Linked DNA regions of Homo sapiens: region 2 is linked to region 1. The links are chromatin loops, found by intact Hi-C in ENCODE. Cell type or tissue: psoas muscle. All regions are shown on one strand. Region 1 has its middle 5.8 kb from the start of WFS1. Region 2 has its middle 10 kb from the start of MAN2B2.

The links. Hi-C counts contacts between places; a loop is a spot of excess contacts. Peaks named below come from ENCODE experiments on the same cell type or tissue, not always from the same donor. Only the 100,000 strongest peaks of a DNase experiment are listed, where the experiment ranks them.
Region 2: it touches region 1 in a loop (2.2-fold over the local background); 5 of 110 quality-filtered maps call a loop at or near these places.

The regions. Positions count from the first base shown.
Region 1 is chr4:6,262,808-6,265,307 of GRCh38, forward strand. No RefSeq gene overlaps it. Among named protein-coding and RNA genes, the nearest start is that of WFS1, 5.8 kb to the right of the region's middle. RefSeq lists enhancers at 59-837, 1,626-2,500. In psoas muscle, a CTCF peak has its summit at 1,554 (motif pointing right); no DNase peak of the experiment used is centred here.
Region 2 is chr4:6,563,708-6,566,207 of GRCh38, forward strand. It overlaps a transcript of PPP2R2C not described here. Among named protein-coding and RNA genes, the nearest start is that of MAN2B2, 10 kb to the right of the region's middle. In psoas muscle, no CTCF peak of the experiment used is centred here; no DNase peak of the experiment used is centred here; H3K4me3 peaks cover 701 bases; H3K27me3 peaks cover 2,000 bases.

The DNA.
Region 1 (2,500 bases):
CTGTAGTCCCAGCTACTTTGGAGGCTGAGGTAGGAGGATCACCTGAGCCTAGGAAGATCACACCACTACATTCCAACGGAGTGAGACCCTATCTCAAAAAAAAACCTGGGGGGAGTAGGGGGCAGAATAAAGCCAGCACCTCCTCCAGGGAGCCGTCCCTGACCACCATCACCTGCTGCAATTTCTCCCCCTGCCAGGAATCCGCAGGCTGTCATCACTTCTCCTCTGGTTAGCCCCTCCCCAGAATAACAGTGGCTGGGGTTTCCAGCTTCCGGACCTAACAAGCCCCTCCAGGGCAGGTACGGGGCTGTGTGCCTTAGACCCTTCCACCTCACACCAGGGCACCCAGTGAGACCTGTGAGGGAGCGGGTAGCAGGTGTTGAACGATTGCCCCTTCCTGCCAGTGACTGACATTTGTAAGAGAGACTCAGCATGAAATGACAGCTGCACGGTGTGGGCACATTGATGTACTTAGCAAATGAGGCCCCTGCTGCTGCCGTGTCCTGTGTCCAGTCCTGGTGACACAGCCCTGGGACCTGAGACCTGTGCCCAGGCCCCATGCTGGCTGCTGTCATGGTCTCCCTGCATCCAGGGCAGGCTGGGCCCATTTCGAAGGTGAGGGCTGGGGGAGGTGGGGGATCTCAGCTGGCACTGCTCAGTGATGTAGGGGCATGACTGGGACACAGGCAGGCCTGGGAACAGCGTCTCTCCCCACACGGGCATTTTCCTTCTTCTGCCTCAAAGTTGCTTTTGCATCCTGGCTTTTTTTTTTTTTTAATTCCCCAAATGAAACTTCCCAGTGCACTTGGTGACTCGTCTGTGGGCTGTGAAGTGGCGTTCGCTCTCTGCCTTCAGAGATGAGCACATCACCACTCAGACCCATGGGAGGGCTCAGAACTACCCGGCGACAATGCAGTGTGTGTGTGTGGCAGGTGGGTGTGTGCACGGGGGTGTGTGTGGAGGTGCTGGCAGGCGTAGGCCTCTGATGTGGCACCAGCCCTGGTGACACAGAGCCGTGTGACCAGCACCGAGCCCCCCACGACACCCCCACCAGCCACAACTCCAGCCACTTGGGCTGTGATTCCAAGGAGACTGTAGAGTGGGCAGGGAACTCAGGTTTATAAAGGGAACACTGGGAAGGAGGGAGGAGTGGTGGGCCCAGGGTGGGATATGAGCAGGGAAGTGGGAGAGGACGAAGGAGGGGGGTGGGAGCCCAGAGGCTCTACGGCCCAGCAGCTGCAGGGTGTGTGATCCTGGGAAGCTTCCATACCCTCAGACCCTCGGACAGTGAGGGAGGCTGCCCCGTGTGTCACATTGTGTTAGGAAGATCTGTCGGGGTATAGCAGCAAAGAGAGCTTCCTACCTTAGATGTGGTCAAGGCCTGGTGGGATGGCCTCAGGAAAGAGGCAGTGGATGGGGCACATGGCCTGAGTGAGCTCCAGACCTTGCTAAATTGCAAAGGCACCCATGCGGTTCCTCTGCTGCACCCCTATCCAGGACTCCCCATAGAATGCAGACTTCTGGTCCAGCTGGCCTGGGCAGGACAAGCTCTCCAGGTGGCGCTATGTGCATAGCCTGAGCTAAGCACCTCCAGCTTGCAGCATGGCTTCTCTAGCTTGCTTTATTTATTTATTTAGAAACAGGGTCTCACTATGTCATCCAGGGTGGTCTTGAACTCCTGGGCTCAAGCAATCCTCCTGCCCAAGCCTCCCGAGTACCTGGGACTACAGGCATATGCCACCACTGGCTCCAACCTTAATGTGCATGCAAATCCCAAGGGCATCTTATTAAAATGCAAATTCTGACTGAGGAGGTCCATGGTTGGCGCGGGATTCTGCATTCGTAACAGGCGTCCAGGTGACTGAGGAATGCTGGATGCTGATGTTGCTGGTCTGGTGGACCCATCACACTATGAACCACACTGCTTTATACTCATGGGTCTCAAATGTTCCTATGTCTCACAAACCCCCCAGGAACCTGTTAAAATGCAGATTCCTGGGCCTGGCTCCCAGGGATGCTGACAAGGCTAGTCCTAGGGTTTCGCTGTGCTAGAAGTCCAATGTGTGGCCGACATGCCCAAACATGTTCTGTTCTTTTCTATTCTTATCTCTTTTACTTTTTCTTTCCTTATCTCTTTTACTTTTTCTTTTCTTTTCTCTTCTCTTCTCTTCTCTTCTTTTGAGACAGGGTCTCACTCTGATGCCCAGGCTGGAGTGCAGTGGTGCAATCTTGGCTCACTGCAGCCTCAAACTCCCCAGTTCAAGCAATCCTCCCATTTCAGCTTCCTGAGTAGCTGGGACTATGGGCACATGCCACCACGTCTGGCTGATTTTTAAATTTTTTTGTGGAGATGGGTTTTTGCCATGTTGCCTAGGCTGGTCTTGAACTTCTGGGCCCAAGCAATCCCCCTGGCTTGGCCTCCCAAAGTGCTGGGATGACAGGTGTGCGCTACCATGCCCAACCAGCCGCACATGTTGTTTTTTTGTTGTTGTTTTTTGTG
Region 2 (2,500 bases), 300 kb after region 1:
GGGGCGGGGGCGCGCGGCGAGGCTAACCCGGCTGCTGGGCCATGGGCGGCTCCGCAGGCTGCGACCGCGACGGGCGTCCTCCGGGCGGCTGCGGGGGGCCGGGCGCGGCGGCCGCTCCTCCTCCGCCTCCTCCGGGCTCGGCTCCCTGCGCGGGCGGGCGGGCGGGGAGGCGCGCCCAGAAGGCTCCGCCCGGAGCGCGGGTGCGGGGCGCGGGGTGCGGCTGCGGGCGCCGAGGGTGGGCGCGGGGCGACGATCGCGAGGCGCGGATCGCAGGGCGCGGATCGCGGGGCGCGGGGCCGGGCACCGGGTAAGAGGCGCGGGGTGCGGGCGCGGGGCGGGGTGTGGGTGCGGGCGCTGGGGCTGTCGCCACGGACCGAAGCGTCCCTTTCTGCCCCACCCACCGGTCCAGCGGCAGCCGCCTCCGCCAGCCGTCACCGCGCGAGGGCCGCCTGCCTGATGGCGATGCCCATTTTACTGAGGAGAAACTGAGGCACGGAGAGGGAAAGGGACTCAGGCGGAGTAAGCGGCCAAGGCGGGGCTCAGCTCCAGATTGCGATTCTGGTTTGAGCCCCTTTGCATCCTGCCCTTCCCCAGACCCGCCCTGCTGGGAGCTGGGGTCGCTGCCCACCCCCGCCCCCCCACCGGGTGCGAAGGGGACAGCAATCAATGCCATGAGGAGGAACGGGAGCTTCACAGCCACGCCCTCCGACCTTCCACGTGCAACAGACGAAGGAGGAAGAGCAATCAGCCACGCCGAGAGGAGGAGGCTGGACGTCCCGCGGGAAGGGCCAGGGCTAGAGAAGCCCATCCAAGGAGGGAGGAGAGAGCGTGCTCCCACGGTGATCCTAAGGCACGAGGGGCCGCTGGCCCTCTTGGGGTCCCAGCTGCCTCACCCTAACTGAGCACAGAACCCCGTGATGCCAATGTGCACAAAGTGGAAGCAGACAGCCACAGGGACACACGTTAATCCCCCCACTCCCCCCTCTCCTACCCTCCCCTCCCAGGAAGGGAGAGGAGCAGGGATGGCTAAGGATAGGCTCTCCAGGGAGCAGAAGAAGGAGAGCAGAGGGAAGGAAAGAGTGCTGCAGGCCCCAGGCCAAAGGTCAGGCCACCCCACCCCACCTTAGCCCAGTTCTAGGCCCGTGAGCTGCACCCTAGCCCCTCTACACCTCACCTAGCAGGAGGGATCTGCCTTCTAAGCCTCTGACCCCCTCCCTCTTCCTTCTTGGCCTTGAAAGTCCAATTTCGTCACCTCCACCTCCAGGAAGGCCTCCAGGGTCCTCCCAGGAGCCCCAAAAGCCCCAGAGCAGCCTCTCCCCGGGGCAGTGCCTGTCTTCCAACACGAGGTCATCCTGCAGCAGCATCAGCCCCTGTTCTCTCAGTTCCCAGCCCTCTGCCTGGCACAGCGTCAGGGCATGGCGGGGTTTCCTGATAAATACATGTCCCACGGGTAGCCTTACAGCCTGAGGTGGGGTGGACCTGGGTCAGGTCCCGGGCAGTCACTTGGCATGGCCTAGTTTCATATTTACAACAACCCTATGAATAGGCATAAATATCCCCATTTTAAAGGTTAGAACCTGGAGGCTCTGGGTCAGGCTGCCAGGAGCCATGGGATGCATCGTCCCTGCCCCAGGGTTAAGTGACTTGCTCACACTGCAGGTGAGCTGTGGAGGTGGGATGAGCCCCTCAGCTGAGCTTTCTGCACACACCAGGGCATGGCCCATTTCCTTGAGTGTGCAAGGGAGACAGGCATGCAGGTAATAATACATTCATTTATTCTTTCGACGGAAGGTAGACAGCCCCTCCTTTCTCCCAGGTGCCAAATCTGGTAGTGAACAAAACGAAGTCTCACGGAGCGTATGGTGTAGCGGGTGAGGAAGATGTTAACCAAATGCACACGTTACTATTGAATTCTATACAGCCATCAATGCTGTAGAGAGGGGAGGTTCACAGACGCTCTCTTTGGCCTTCCATGTGCAAGACACAAAGGAGGAATAGCAGTCCACTGCACAGAGTGGAGGCAGTGCTTCCAGGCAGGAGGGTCAGCACGTGCAAAGGGCTTGAGGTAGGAAGGGACTTGAAGGATCCAGTCGTGCAAGGGTGGTGGCCAAAGGAAGCCAGCTCATTCTAGGCAGAAGAGACACACAGAGGAGGAAAGGGGGGTGAGGATGGGGAGCCATGGGGCCTGTTTGCAGTTGCTGGAAGGAATGTAGTACAAGCATGTGGGAGGTACGGCCAAAAAAGCAAGTTGGGGCTAAACCCTGAATTGTTTGCAATGCAGGCTGAGGATGAGGTTTCCTGAGAGACACTGGGTAGCCATAGAAGGTTTGGAGGTAGGAGTATGCCAGGGTCCATGCTGCTGATCGGGAAGACTGTTTGGCACTGGACGTAGTCTCAAGCAGTTCGCCCATTAAAGCAAGAGGAAGTCCCCCAGAACTGTCCCACTTGCTCAGGAGGACGAAGAGTGCTGATGTCACAGGGTGCAGACTGAATGGGAGAT